Regions from separate parts of the Mus musculus genome. Here region 1 is linked to region 2. Evidence: chromatin loops called from intact Hi-C (ENCODE). Cell type or tissue: left cerebral cortex. All regions are shown on one strand. Links, peaks and the distances in the headings refer to the core of each region. The heading gives the core; the rest is flanking DNA. Region 1 has its middle 250 kb from the start of Gm24911. Region 2 has its middle 36 kb from the start of Gm24911.

Region 1 (8,348 bases), core at 78-8,077, 210 kb after region 2:
GATTTTTGGCTTCTTGTTGCTCTTGTTTCCAGGTAAAATGAACTAAAATTGGAATTTCACTGTTCCACTGTGGTTAGTGTTGACTGGCATTTGGGGGATGTCCTCTTTTATCATGCTTATCTATGTGGATATTCATTATGTCTCCACTCCTAGGTACCAGATGTGACATCCAGATGACCCAGTCTCCATCCTCCTTATCTGCCTCTCTGGGAGAAAGAGTCAGTCTCACTTGTCGGGCAAGTCAGGACATTGGTAGTAGCTTAAACTGGCTTCAGCAGGAACCAGATGGAACTATTAAACGCCTGATCTACGCCACATCCAGTTTAGATTCTGGTGTCCCCAAAAGGTTCAGTGGCAGTAGGTCTGGGTCAGATTATTCTCTCACCATCAGCAGCCTTGAGTCTGAAGATTTTGTAGACTATTACTGTCTACAATATGCTAGTTCTCCTCCCACAGTGATACAAATCATAACATAAACCCCATGAAAGCAGAAATGAGAGGCTGGGCTGCTCTAGCTGCTCCTTCTCATGAATCACCCACTCTGAATTTCTCAGATGGAACAGGTCTCTCTGAGAGTTTGGGGTGACTCCTAAGACACAAAATACACATATGCAATGCTTCTGGAAGGCAGGAGAGCACTACAATTCTGATTACTCTAATTCCATACAAAAGAGAATAATAAAGTTAGAAGATATAATGCCACCTTTCTAGGGTTCCCTAGTTATGCTGTCCTTTGACTGTCTCCATAAATTCTAGACTGAGTTTGCCAACTTTCAAAACTCTTTCTCGAATACCATTTTCATTACACTGAGTTTTTTTTTCTTTTTTTTTTTTATCAAACTGGAGATGATATATGTTTAAATCTCTTTTATGGGATTGGAGAAAAAACCCAGTGGTTAAGAGCATTTGCTTATCCTGAAAGTGACATGTGTGTGATTCTCAGTACCCATAAGGTAACTGACAGCTATCTCTTTTTATCATTATATGTATTCTCTGTGTACACACACAGACACACACACACACACACACACACACACACACACACACACACACAGACAGACTCATATACCAGATAAGGCAATCTGATAACATTACATATGGTATTGAGTCATCATGTTGGTACTGGCAATTAAACTCAGGACCTCTGGACAAGGAGTCAGTGCTCTTAACCACCCAACAACTGTCTTAATTTCAATTTCAGTGGACTCAGCACTATCTTTTGTTCTTTGATGCTACATTTACATAATTTTCTTAGGGAAATGCAAACAATACATACGTTCATTTTTGTAAAAAGTAGTTTGTGGTATCAACACAGACACACACTCTATTCACTTGTTTGCCTTGTAATGTACAGGAATTTTCCTCTATCCTCAGTCTATGTAAAGATTTTCTTGTAATTACTTTCAAATATCTATGTTGTTTCCTTTATTTATGAACTTGTATACTAATATTATTTGAAAACATTTTATTTTATTCATTTCATTGCTCATTTCTTACTCCACTTGTTTTATTCGTGCTATCGTTTTTGGTACAAATGGCAACAATAGACATTTTAACCTTTTGTAGAATCTGGGGCATAAATGCCCAATATTTCTCCATTGAGTATTGTATTTGCTTGAGCCTTATAGACAATACATGACAGTAAGATATTTTTGTTATTATGTTTTCTACTTTAAAAATGTATGAAGAACAATTAACCATTCCCATATAAGTGATTTTAAGGTAGCATAGAGACAAGAACATAATCCTTTTCCTTAACTGTCAATAGGACCAAGCAACATGTTCTGTCCTTTGATGGTACTGGATGTGCATGTAATGTTCTTAGGGACATGAGAAAAATACATACATTCATTTTTAAAAAAGAATTTCAGAGTATGAACACAGATATGCTCCCTATTTACTTGTATGCCTTTTAATATACAGGTACTATTCTTCTATCCTCAGTGTATGTATAGATATTTGGTCATTACTTTCAAATGTCTATGTTGAGCTTCTGTGATTTATCAATTTGTCTGCTAATATTATTACCAAACATTTTATTTCCTTCACTTCATTGCTCATTTCTTCCTAAATTTGTGTCTGTTTTATTGTTTTAGATACAGCCAGAGACATTTTGATCTTTTGTATAATCTGAGGTATTATTCCCCACTGAGTATTATATTTGACAGAAGTTTATAGACAGCACATGTCAGTAAGATATTTTTGTGGCTATGTGTTCTTCTTTAAAGATTTATGATGTAGAGTTAATGACTCCCATATAAGCGATTTTAAGGCACTATAGAGATAATTACATAATTCTTTACCTTAATTGTCAAATGGGTGAACGATATGGATACAGTGTGTAATCTTAAAGTGCCTGTTGTCTTGGGAAATACATTCAACTACAACACAATGCCTCCCAGGAGGAAAACAAACTGGTGAATGTACAGAAGGGGAAGAAGTGGATGAGGAACATGAGGAAGAGACACAAAAACACAATTTACTTTATTCATTTCTTCTATATCCCTGTCTCTACTTACAAACCAGCCCCCCCCCAAAAAAAAAAAAAAAACTTTGTTGGAATTTTTTTTAACAAAATAAGAAAATTGCTCTATTATTTTAGAAGTTTTAGTGCTGCCACCTTCTCACCTATAAGGGGAGACATTTTTTTGTCTTTGCTTACTGTATGTAGTCGTTGTCACCCTTAACCATAACAGAAAGAAGATCAAAGCGTGAACTTGTTCTCCCTCCAATGTTTCCATCTCAGTGAATATTTGCCTTCTTCATTCCTCAGAAAATTTTTAATTTTTAAAGAAAGTGTGATTTTGTAGCCATCACAATAGCTATGACATGTATAACTGAAAAAAAATTGATAAGCCTGGAGACTTACTTTCATTTACTCAACTATTTATAAAGCTAGCAACTCTCAGATTTTAGGACTTTCAGTGCACACATGGTGAATAGACAGACGGACAGAAGGAAAGGTGGATGATATATAATCTCTATGTGACCCTCTATTTATCCACAACTAAACCAAAACAGACCATAAATACATGGAAAACAGCCACATATTTTCTAGTCTCTTTTGCTCCTGATGTTATATTATTCAATTTTACATACTTCAAGTACAGTGTTGTGCCTTGGCTTCCTTAAAGACATTAATGTAAGTTCTGGGAAGAAGTCCTTTAGAGATTTCTGACATACGACAATAAAAATTCAAGACCACTTAAATTTATTATATCTGTTCTTCATAAACAGGCTTGTTTTATATTACATTGTAGTTTATCATTGCCTTTAACCTTGATATGACAAAATCTAAGGTAATTTTTTGGAGAAACAATTCTCTGTATGCATTAGGGTGGCAGTAGTCAATTTTAGGTAATAGAAGCCATTGGGCAAATATTAGTGAAAGGGTTCAAATACAAAAGGTGAGTGAGGAGTGTTTAAGACAGGAGAATAACATCCTATATCTCTTTCCCAAGGCACAGTTTGACAGTACATAAGGAAGGAAATGTGTGAGAAAGACCATGACTGAAAACCTAAGTGACTTGCTACTTAAAGCAAAATCCTTAGAATGATGACAGCTCTGAAATTCTTCACAGCTGGGGATCAGAGCTACTTGAAAACCACAGACAAATACCCAAAAATTATTACTTTCAGTTTCATCCAAGTAAAAAAGGAAGCAAAAAACACATTAAGGGGACTTTTGGGGAAAGGTGGAGGTTTGGAATTTTCTGAATTGTGACACCATGTATAAACCAGGACAGTTAAATTCAAAAGAACCAGAGAGAAAGAATATTGGAAATCTTGAAAAAGGTGGTAGGAAGGGTAGTGAGATGAACACAGACAGGAGCACTGACTGGTCTTTCAGAAGACTTGGGTTCAGTTCTTAGCATGTACCTGGTGGTTTACAAACATTTACAACTTCAATTCTATGGAACCTGCTGACTCCTTTTGACTTTCCTGGGCACAGGCATGTACATTGTCATCCATAAATACAAGTAAAACCACTCATCCATAAAATTAAATAAAAGCAACCTTAAAAACTAAGAAAGCAGATTAGCAAGAGGAAGTTGAAAGAATACAGAGTAGAAATCAGGAAAAAACCTGTGACTCAAGCAAGAGCGCTCTTGGTGGGACTCAGTGGTGGGAGTACCACAAGCTAAACCGGACCACTCTGTTATTCCTACCCACACAAAAAGCTCACAGCACTTAAGATCTTGACCACCATTGATGACATTTAATGTTTTGGTAATTCTTGCTTGGCTCTTGAGAAGCCTAGTCTATCACTCTGTATGTCAGAGACTAGACTAGACTGTAGAACTGGAAACAGGAAACAAAACAAATCAAGAAGTCAGAAGCAACCCCCAAAGATATATTCCTGGACAGTAGGAAGGCCAAATGAGGGGATGCTGAGTAGTAGTATCAGCAGCAGGAACAGGTTGTGGATGACATAGAAATCAGGGCACCATTTGCTGTGGGACAGACAAAAAAAATATCATCTGAGGATGAGAGCAAAGAGCAATAGCCTTAGTACAATGAACTGCTTAGCCTCAATTGCTCCATCGAGACCCATCAAAGCTCCCAGGGACTAAACCACCAACCAAAGAGTACACAGTGGGTACCTATGGCTTCAAGTGGATAAGTAGCAGAGTATTGCCTTACCTGTCATCACTGGGAGGGTAGATGCTTTGTCCAGTGGAGACTTGATTGCACAGGATAGGGGAAAGCTAGGCTGCTTAGGCAGGAGTGGGTGGGTTGCAGGGTGAGAGAAGAGGGGATAGGGGGCTCGTGGATAGAAAACTGACAAGGGAGGATAATATTTGAAATGTAAATATATAAAATAACCAATAAATACAAAAAAGGGCAGAATTCTCACTCTTATACCATCAATATATACTTTCATAGGAAGGTATAATGCAAAACCAAAATCATTTAGTAGTTAATGCAATTTAAGACCTATGGATAAATGAAAGCTGAGTGTTTCTGGAAATTCCTTCATATTTGCACATATCATTAAAGTAGGTGTGGTAAGAATTCAGATGCAAGATGACCTGCATATTAATGATTTACTTGTTTTGATTTAAAGGAAATGTATATCCTCATATTCATATCTACTAAAAGTGTCCTAAGAGAATCTTCCTCAGATCCTGAGGCTATCAGGTGAGAACTCAGAAATGTCTTCCAAGCCTCAAAAATCCAAGAGACGCAGATACACTAGTTGTCAGCAAAGAGAGAATTTAGGGAAGAGGCAGAGAATGCAGCATTACTATTAACTCATCCAATAGCTGCTGCGTGGTACTCCTGGTGGGGATGGTGCTCTGTATATTGAAGAAGCTACCTATGACTACACATTTGTTCTCACCATCACTCAAGTCCAGGCCCCTGGAAAATCAGTGGGTTCAGGCCCATGCTGCAATAGTCTGTGTCCTTTCATAGGTATGTTTGTAAAGGATGTCCCTAAGGATTCTCAGAGTTCAGGAAATCCTTAGGTTTTTTGAGCAAACAGTGATGTTGCTGCTTGAATAAAGATAATTTCTCTAGTTACTGCTCAAGAATGAAAGGTTAAAGTATCATTTGTAGGACACAGCAGAGCCATGTATCAGGTAGCAGTGTTTTCTGTGACAGAATTCAAGTATATCCACACTAGTTGAGTAATTATGAGATAAAGGTAGCAAATGATAGAAAACCAACATATGGAGGATCTAAAGCTGAGGAAAAGGTGCATTTAGTCTCTAAGTATGAAAGCACCTCCATCTTCACATGGAGGCAGAACTTCAAGTGACACAGGTTGCTCAGATCAAGGTGTTATAGGTGCTTGTGCTGTGGGTTTCCTCTCCTTGAACTGTAGTCAGCAAAGTTAATGCTGCAAAATCATGTTTTAATTCAGTGAAAATGGTTATGATAAATTGGCATTTTAATTTCAAGAAATTTCTACTCGAAACACTTCACAGGTGAACACATACTATATTTTTTAACCAATCAGAATTATTTGAGTGAGTTTCTTGTAGTAGTTTCTTCTCTGTTGTATATTCCCTGACAGCAGGATAATCTTCTCTATTACCCCATTATATCTTTGAAATATATTATTCACAATAGGACTACATACATTAGAAATGCCATATATAATTTTAAATCTTTGAAAAGAAATTTATTCTCTGGAGACATACAAGTGGATTGACCTCAGGCTTCTGGGGACACTGGGCTTGGGCTAACTGCTGAGATGAGTAAGTCCTGCAGCTGTATCCAGCAATAATTGGTTCCCAATGATTTGCATGTTCTCAATGCATAGCCTTGGGAACTTCTTCATATACCAGTCACACATATACTGTTCCATTGTCACTGTAGTCAGGACTCAGCATGGACATGTGGACCTCTGCTCAGTTTCTTGGGATCTTGTTGCTCTGGTTTCTAGGTAAAATGAACTAAAATTGGAATTTCACTGTGATTAGTGTTGACAGGCATTTGGGGACTGTCTTATTTTATCATGCTTACCTATGTACATATTCATTATGTCTCCACTCCTAGGTGCCAGATGTGACATCCGGATGACTCAGTCTCCATCGACCATGTTTGCCTCTCTGGGAGACAGAGTCAGTCTCACTTGACGGGCTAGTCAGAGCATTAGAGTTTATTTAAGCTGGTATCATCAGAAACCAGTTGGAACTATTAAACTCCTGATCTACTCCACATTCAAATTAGATTCTGGTGTCCCATCAAGGTTCAGTGGCAGTGGGTCTGGGTCAGATTATTCAATCACCATCAACAGCCTAGAGTCTGAAGATGTGGCAATTTATTACTGTCTACAATATGCTAGTTCTCCTCCCACAGTGATTCAAATCACAACATAAACCCCATGAAAGCAGAAATGAGAGGCTGGGCTGCTCTAGCTGCTACTTCTCATGAATCATCTACTCTAAGTATTTCTCAGATGTAACAGGTCTCTCTGAGAGTTTGGGGTGACTGATATGACAAAAAATACACATGTGCATTGCCTCTGGAAGGCAGGAGTGTACCACAGTCCTAATCACTCTAATTTTATACAACAGAGAATAATGAAGTCAGGAGATATAATGCCACCTTTCTAGGATTTCAGTTTTTCTAGTTAGGCTGTCCTTTGACTCTCTACATAAATTCTTGACTGAGTTTAACAACTTGTAAACCTCACGAATAATATTTGCATTACATTGAGTTTATTAACAAACTAGATATGATATCCATTTAAATCTCATTTATGGGTTGGAGGGAAAACCCAGTGGTTAAGAGCATTTATTTATCCTGAAAGTGACATGCATTTGATTCTCAGCACCCATAAGGTAACTGACAGCTAATTCTTTTTGTCATTATATGTATTCTCTGTGTTCATACAGACACACAGACACACACATTCATACACCAGAAGAGGGAATCTGATACCATTACGATTTTGAGTCATCATGTGGTTACTGGGAATTGAAGTCAGGACCTCTGGACAAGGAGTCGGTGCTCTTAACCACCCCATAGCTGTCTTAATTTCAGTTTCAAGTACTATCTTCTGCCCTCACCCCCCATTTTTTTTAAATTTAAACAATTTTTTATTAGACTTTTTTTCATTTACAATTCAAATGCTATCCCGAAAGTCCCTTATACCCTTCCTCTACCCTGCTCCACAACCCACCCACTCCCTCTACCTGGCCCTGGCATTCCCCTGTATTCAGGCATATAATTGCAAGACCAAGGTCCTCTCCTCCCAATGATGGCCAACTAGGCCATCTTCTGCTACATATGCAGCTAGAGACAGGAACTCAGGGGGTACTTACTGGTTAGTTCATACTGCTGTTCTTCATTTTGTAAAACTGTAGCATGAGAGCAGTGTGGCTTCATAGTGACTGAGACATATTGGCAGCCTTGGCTCTAGGGAACAATGGAATCTAATGAACAGATAGACTGAGTAGTTACATGAATAAGTTAAACCAGTCACTTTTAAGAGGTGGTACATTCTGTTTAAAAGGGGAATCCGTCTCTCCTGTGCAGATTAATGGGAGAGGCAAAAGTAGAGTCCACAAAAGTATTATGGTCAGGTATAAAATGGAAAAAGTAAAAGAGTTGTGTCTAGTGAGCAAGTATTTCACTTTGAAATTGGAGTTGGAGGGACACCTCAACAAGGGTAACAAAATAGTGATAGTGAATGAAGTCAAAGACTGTAGTACACTGAGGTAAAAGAATTCTACTGAATTTTTTTTTCTTCCAGACGCAGTCATTCAAGAAGATAGTAATTGGTTATATGTTATATGTTATATGTGCTACACTCAGATAAGCTTCAGAAGAAACACACATACAGGGTGTATGGAAGGAAGGTAGCAGAACAAAACATAGGACTAGTTAAATGA
Region 2 (8,348 bases), core at 173-8,172:
TGCTTTGAGCTTTACTAAATTTTCTTTAATGAATGCAGATGTCCTTGCATTTGGAGCATAGAGATTCAGAAGTGAGAGTTCATCTGGAAGATTTTATCTTTGATGAGTATGCAGTGCCACTTATTGTTTTTTTTTTTTTTTTGATAACTTTGTGTTGGAAGTCGATTTTATGTGTTCTTGGAATGGCGACTCCAGCTTGTTTGTTCACATTGTTTCCTTTGAAAAATGCTTTCCAGCCTTTTACCCTGAGGTAGTTTCTGTTTATGTCCCTGAGCTTGGTTTCCTGTATGCAGCACAATGTTGGGTCCTGTTTATGTATCCAGTTTGTTAATCTATTTCTTTTTATTGGGGAATTGATTTCATTGACATTAAGAGTTATTAAGGAAAAGTAATTGTTGCTTCCTCTTATTTTTGTTGTTAGAGTTGGGATTCTGATCTTGCGGATATATTCTTCCAGGTTTCTGGAAGGATTACTTTCTTGTTTTTTCTAGGGCATACTTTCCCTCCTTGTGTTGGAGTTTTCCTTTTATTATCCTTTGAAGGGCTGGGTTTGTGGAAAGATATTGTGTGAATTTGGTTTTGTCATGGAACATTTTGGATTCTCCATCTATGGTAATTAAGAGTTTGGCTGGGTATAGTAGCTTGGGCTGGCATTTATGTTCTCTTAGTGTCTGTATAACATCTGTACAGGATTTTTGCTTTCATAGTCTCTGGTGAGAAGACATGTGTAATTCTAGTAGGTCTGTCTTTATATATTACTTGGCCTTTTCCCCTTACTGCTTTTAATATTATATCTTTATTTAGTGCATTTGTTGTTTTGATTATTATGTGTCAAGAGGAATTTCTTTTTGGGTACAGTCTATTTGGAGTTCTGTAGGCTTCTTGTATGTTCATGGTCATCTCTTTCTTTAGGTTATGGAAATTTTCTTCTATAATTTTGTTGGAGATATTTACTGGCTATTTAAGTTTAAAATCTTCATTCTCATCCACTCCTATTATCTGTAGGTTTGGTCTTCCCATTGTGTCCTGGATGTCCTGGATCTTTTGAGTTAGGATCTTTTTGCATTTTGCATTTTCTTTGATTGCTGTGTCCATGTTGTCTATGTAATCTTCTGCACCTTAGATTCTCTCTTTCATCTCTTGTATTGTGTTGCCGATGCTCACATCTATCTTCCCTGATTTAGTTCCTAAGATTTCTATCTCCAGAGTTGTTTTCCTTTGGGTTTTCTTCATTGTTTCTACTTCCATTTTTTTGATCTTGGATGATTTTGTTCAATTCCATCACTTGTTTGGTTGTGTTTTCCTGTAATTCTTTAAGGGATTTTTGTGTTTCCTTTTAAAGATTTCTACCTGATTAGCAGTGTTTTCCTGCAATTACTAAGGACTTCTACCAGTTTATCAGTGTTCTCCTGTATTTCTTTAAGTGAGTTATTAATGCCCTTCTCAAAATTTTCTGCCAGCATCATGAGATATGATTTTAAATCTGCGTCTTGGATTTCAGGTGCATTGGGGTATCCGGGGCTCACTGTGGTGGGCACACTGGGATCTGATGATGCGGAGTGGTCTTGGTTTCTCTTAGTAAGATTCTTATGATTACCTTTCACCATTTGCTAATCTCTGTTTCTGGCTGTGACTTGTTTCTCCTGTGATTCTTTTAGCCTCTGTCAACACTCCTGGGAGTCCAACTCTCCTCTGAGTCCCAGTGGTCAGAAAACTCTCTGCAGGCAATCTCTCCTCTTGCAGGAAATGTGCACAAAAGTCTGGAGCTCAGATCTACCTCTTGAGTCCAGGGTTCAGAGCCTTCCCTGGAGGCGGACTCTCCTCTGGAGGGGAAGGTGCCCAGGTTTCTGGGTTTCAGCTTTGCCTCCTGGCTGGGGATGAAGGCCCAATGGAACCCTGTCCAAGAAGGTTTGTTGTTTCTGCCACCCATGTGCTCTCCTATGTCAACTGGTCTCTGTGATTCCACGATCCTGGTTGTGCTAGGGTCTGCTGAGTTCATGCCCAAGATGGTGCGGGGCTGGAACCACCAGATCGAATCCTGGCCACTGGTTAGGCAGATTTCCTTTGTCCCTGTTCCTGCAGTGATCCCAAGATCCTGCGTGTTCTAGGGCCCGCAGATTTTGTGCCCAAGTGGGAATGGCACCAACTGGTACAAACCCAAAATAGTGATCCAGCGGGTTTCCTTTGTCCCTGTTCCTGGTGACCCAAGACCCTCCAGCTTTTTTGGAACAGATGTTGCATTCTACTCACCAGTGATCTCAAGATCTTGGGTATGCTAGGGCAGCTGCAGCATGGAGAGTCCTCTGAGAACCTTGGGACCCTCCACCAAGTGCTAGGCCAAGATGGAAAACTTAATCTTTATTAGATTATACCATTAGGAAACACTAGAAAGTAGAAGAAAATTAGAGACTGGATATAGTTAGGAGCAAAAAGTAACTGCATAGTGTTTCTGAAGGACTGGCATTTAAAAAATTGTTTTCTGTTTTTTTGTTGCTTTGTTTGTTTGTTTTATTTCTAGCCCTTGTCCTTTAGTCTCTCATGGTCACTCAGTGTTTTTCTCATTCTTTCATTCTTTAACAAAGCTACTCTATTTCATGTACACTGTACTACCAGGCTCTGTAAACTCAAGCCCAGAAACAATACAGTAGAGTGTTGGTGAGTAGACATTTGAGATTCTGTGAGACAAAAGAAAAATGTGTTCCTTAAAACTCATTATACAAGTTTTTCTCCCAAAAGTCACTCACAGTTGACAATGAGAGTTTCATAGACATGAATAACTGAAACTCTCTCACCTTAAAGTAAATCTCTTTTCACAATGTCACCACCTGATAACAATTCAAAAAATGTTGGAGTATTAAGGAAAATTACAGGGTTAGAGAAATCAAAGACAGTGTTTTCTTTTTTTTAATTAGGTATTTATTTCATTTACATTTCCAATGCTATCCCAAAAGTCCCCCTCACACTCCCCCACCCACCCACTCCCACTTCATGGCCCTGGCATTTCCCCATACTGAGGCATCTAAAGTTTGCCTGAGCATCTGCGGGAGACATCTTGGTTCCCAGACTTCACTTCGTGACATATGTTGCTCAGATCAAGGTGTTATAAGGGCACACACTGTGTATTTTTCCTCTTTGACCTGTAGTTAGCAAAGTTAAAACTGTGAAATCTTATGTATTAATTCAGGGAATATGGTTATTATAAATTGTCTTTTTAATTTTAAGAGATGTCTACTGTAAACACTTCATAGGTAACACATACTATTTTTTTTTAACCAAACAGAATTATTTAAGTGAGTTAATATTTAATAGTTTCTTCTCTGCTGTATATTCCCTGACAGCAGGATATTCTATATTACAGCATTATATCTTTGAAGTATATTATTCAAAATAGAGAGTACCTACATTAGAAATGCCATCTATAATTATAAATCTTTGATATGCAATTCATTCTCTGGAGACATACAAGTGGTTTGACCTCAGGTGTCTGGGGACACTGGTCTTGTGCTAAGTTCTCAGATCAGTAAGCCTTGCAGCTGTGACCAATCCTAACTGCTTCTTAATGATTTGCATATCCTCACTACATCGCCTTGGGGACTTCTTCATATACCAGTCAAACATATCCTGTGCCATTGTCATTGCAGTCAGGACTCAGCATGGACATGAGGGCTCCTGCTCAGGTTTTTGGCTTCTTGTTGCTCTGGTTTCCAGGTAAAATGAACTAAAATTGGAATTTCACTGTTACACTGTGATTAGTGTTGACTGGCATTTGGGGGATGCCCTCTTTTATCATGCTTATCTATGTGGATATTCATTATGTCTCCACTCCTAGGTGCCAGATGTGACATCCAGATGACCCAGTCTCCATCCTCCTTATCTGCCTCTCTGGGAGAAAGAGTCAGTCTCACTTGCCGGGCAAGTCAGGACATTCATGGTTATTTAAACTTGTTTCAGCAGAAACCAGGTGAAACTATTAAACACCTGATCTATGAAACATCCAATTTAGATTCTGGTGTCCCAAAAAGGTTCAGTGGCAGTAGGTCTGGGTCAGATTATTCTCTCATTATCGGCAGCCTTGAGTCTGAAGATTTTGCAGACTATTACTGTCTACAATATGCTAGTTCTCCTCCCACAGTGATACAAATCACAACATAAACCCCATGAAATCAGAAATGAGAGGCTGGGCTGCTCCAGCTGCTCCTTCTCATGAATCACCCACTCTGAATTTCTCAGATGTAACAGGTCTCTCTGAGAGTTTGGGGTGACTCATAAGACACAAAATACACATATGCAATGCTTCTGGAAGGCAGGAGGGCACTACAGTCTTGATCACTCTAATTCCATACAAAAGAGAATAATAAAGTCAGGAGATATAATGCCACCTTTCTAGGGTTCCAGTTTCCCTAGTTATGCTGTCCTTTGACTGTCTCTATGAATTCTAGACTGAGTTTGCCAACTTTCAAAACTCTTTCCGGAATAAGATTTGCTTTACATTGAGTTTTTTATCAAACTGGAGATGATATACGTTTAAATCTCTTTTATGGGTTTGAAGAGAAAACCCAGTGGTTAAGAGCATTTGTTTATCCTGAAAGTGACAGGTGTGTGATTCTCAGCACCCATAAGGTAACTGAAACACACACACACACACACACACACACACACACACACACACACACACACACACACACACACTCATATACCAGATAAGGCAATCTGATACCATTACATATGGTATTGAGTCATCATGTTGGTACTGGGAATTGATCTCAGGACCTCTGGACAAGGAGTCAGTGCTCTTAACCACCCAACAGCTGTCTTAATTTCAATTTCAGTAGACTCAGTACTATCCTCTGTTCTTTGATGCTACATGTACATAATTTTCTTAGGGGAATGCAAACAATACATATGTTCATTTTTGTAAAAAAGTATTTTGAGGTATCAACACAGACACATAGTCTATTCATTTGTTTGCCTTTTAATATACAGGAGCTTTTCCTCTATCTTCAGTCTATGTAGAGACTTTCTTGTAATTACTTTCAATTATCTATGTTGTTTTCTTTATTTATGAACTTGTATGCTAATATTATTTGCACACATTTTATTTCATTCATTTCATTGCTCATTTCTAACTCTATTTGTTTTATCTGTGCTATTGTTTTAGGTACAAATGGCAACAATAGACATTTTGGCCTTTTGTAGAATCTGGGGCATAAATGCCCAATATTTCTCCACTGAATATTGTATTTGCTTGAGCCTTATAGACAATACATGACATAAGATATTTTTGTTATTATGTTTTCTTCTTTAAAGATGTATGGGGAACAGTTAATGATTCCCATATAAGTGATTTTAAGGAAGCATAGAAACAAGTACATAATTCTTTTCCTTAATTGTCAATAGGACTAAGCAACGTGTCTTGTCCTTTGATAGTACTGGAGTGCATATAATGTAATAAGGGACATGAGAAAAATACATACATTCATTTTTTAAAAAAGAAGTTCAGAGTATGAACACAAATATGCTCCCTATTTACTTGTATGCCTTTTAATATACAGGTACTATTCTTCTATCTTCAGTGTATGTATAGATATTTTGTCATTACTTTCAAATGTCTATGTTGAGCTTCCGTGATTTATCAATTTGTCTACTAAAATTATTACCAAACATTTTATTTCTTTCATTTCATTGCTCATTTCTTCCTAAATTTGTGTCTGTTTTATTGTTTTAGATACAGCCAGAGACATTTTGATCTTTTGTATAATCTGAGGTATAAATGTCCAATATTTCCCCACTGAGTATTATATTTGACTGAGGTTTAGAGACAGCACATGTCAGTAAAATATTTTTGTGGCTATGCCTTTTTCTTTAAAGATTTATGATGTAGGGTTAATGACTCCCATATAAGCGATTTTAAGGCACTATAGAGATAATTATATAACTCTTTACCTTAATTGTCAAACGGGTGAACAATATGGATACAGTGTGTAATCTTAAAGTGCCTGTTGTCTTGGGAAATACATTCAACTACAACACAATGCCTCCCAAGAGGAAAACAAACTGGAAAATGTACAGAAGGGGAAGGAGTGGATGAGGAACATGAAGAAGAGACACAAAAACACAATTTACTTTATTCCTTTCTTCTATATCCAGGTCTCTACTAACAACCCAGTTGAAAACAAAAATCAAAAAAAAAAAAAAAAACCAAACAAAAAAACTTCGTTGGATTTTTTTTCTTGTTCTTTTTTTTATTATTAGGTATTTTTCTTGTTTACATTTTCAATGCTATCCCAAAAGTCCGCCATACCCACCCCCCCCAACCCCTACCCACCCACTCCCCCTTTTTGGCCCTGGGGTTCCCCTGTACTGGGGCATATAAAGTTTGCAAGTCCAATGGGCCTCTCTTTCCAGTGATGGCCGACTAGGCCATCTTTTGATACATACGCAGCTAGACACAAGAGCTCCGGAGAATTGGTTAGTTCATATTGTTGTTTCACCTATAGGGTTGCAGTTCCTTTTAGCTCATTGGGTAATTTCTCTAGCTCCTCTATTGGGGGCATTGTGACCCATCCAATAGCTGACTGTGATCATCCACTTCTGTGTTTGCTAGGCCCCGGCATAGTCTCACAAGAGACAGCTATATCTGGGTCCTTTCAGCAAAATCTTGCTAGTGTACGCAATGGTGTCAGCGTTTGGAAGCTGATTATGGGATGGATCCCTGCATATGGCAATCACTAGATGGTCCATCCTTTCGTCACAGCTCCAAATTTTGTCTCTGTAACTCCTTCCATGGGTGTTTTGTTCCCATTTCTAAGAAGGGGCAAAGTGTCCACACTTTGGTCTTCCTTCTTCTTGAATTTCATGCGTTTAGCAAATTGTATCTTATATCTTGGGTATCCTAAGTTTTGGGCTAATATCCACTTATCAGTGAATACATATTGTGAGAGTTCCTTTGTGATTGGGTTACCTCAGTCAGGATGATGCCCTCCAGGTCCATCCATTTCCCTAGGAATTTCATAAATTCATTCTTTTTAATAGCTGAGTAGTACTCCGTTGTGTAAATGTACAACATTTTCTGTATCCATTCCTATGTTGAGGGACATCTGGGTTCTTTCCAGCTTCTGGCTATTATAAGTAAGGCTGCTATGAACATAGTGGAGCATGTGTCCTTCTTACCGGTTGGGACATCTTCTGGATATAGGCCCAGAAGAGGTATTGCGGGATCCTCCGGTAGTACTATGTCCATTTTTCTGAGGAGCCGCCAGACTGATTTCCAGAGTAAAATAAGAAAATTGCTCTATTATGTTAGAAGTTTTAGTGCTGCCACCTTCTCACCTATAAGGCAGACATTTTTGTCTTTTCTTACTGTATGCAGTCATTGTCACCCTTAACCATAACAGAAAGAAGATCAAAGCGTGAACCTGTTCTCCCTCCAATGTTTCCATCTCAGTGAATATTTGCCTTCTTCATTCCTCAGAAAATTTTTAATTTTTAAGGAAAGTGTGATTTTGTAGCCATCATGATAGCTATGACATGTATAACTGAAAAAATTTGATAAGCCTGGGGACTTGCTTTCATTTACTCAACTATTTATAAAGCTAGCAACTCTCAGATTTTAGGACTTTCAGTGCACACATAGCGAATAGACAGACAGACAGAAGGAAAGGTGGATGATATATAATCTCTATCTATGTGACCCTCTATTTTTCCACATCTAAACCAAAACAGACCATAAATACATGGAAAACAGCCACATATTTTCTAGTCTCTTTTGCTCCTGATGTTATATTATTCAATTTTACACACTTTAAGTACAGTATTGTGCCTTGGCTTCCTTAAAGACATTAATGTGAGTTCTGGGAAGAAGTCCTTTAGAGATTTCTGATATATGACAATGAAAATTCAAGACCACTTAAGTTTATTATATCTGTTTTTCATAAACATGCTTGTTTTATATTACATTGTAGTTTAGCATTGCCTTTAACCGTGATATGACAAAATCTAAGGTAATTGTTTGGAGAAACAATTCTCTGTATGCATCAGAGTGGCAGTAGTCAATTTTAGGTAATAGAAGCCATTGGGCAAATATTAGTGAAAGGGTTCAAATACAAAAGGTGAGTGAGGAGTGTTTAGGACAGGAGAATAACATCCTATATCTCTTTCCCAAGGCACAGTTTGACAGTACATAAGGAAGGAAATATGTGAGAAAGACCAAGACTGAAAACCTAAGTGACTTGCTACTTAAAGCAAAATCCTTAGAATGATGACAGCTCTGAAATTCTCCACAGCTGGGGATCAGAGATACTTGAAAACCACAGACAAATACCCCAAAATTTTTACTTTCAGTAGCATCC

Evidence for each region. Peaks named below come from ENCODE experiments on the same cell type or tissue, not always from the same donor. Only the 100,000 strongest peaks of a DNase experiment are listed, where the experiment ranks them.
Region 1: it touches region 2 in a loop (4-fold over the local background); 12 of 42 quality-filtered maps call a loop at or near these places.

The regions. Positions count from the first base shown.
Region 1 is chr6:68,050,006-68,058,353 of GRCm38, forward strand. It overlaps Igk, Igkv9-120 and the pseudogene Igkv9-119. Among named protein-coding and RNA genes, the nearest start is that of Gm24911, 250 kb to the left of the region's middle. In left cerebral cortex, for the core only: no CTCF peak of the experiment used is centred there; no DNase peak of the experiment used is centred there.
Region 2 is chr6:67,836,140-67,844,487 of GRCm38, forward strand. It overlaps Igk and Igkv9-129. Among named protein-coding and RNA genes, the nearest start is that of Gm24911, 36 kb to the left of the region's middle. In left cerebral cortex, for the core only: no CTCF peak of the experiment used is centred there; a DNase peak (open chromatin) is centred at 4,212.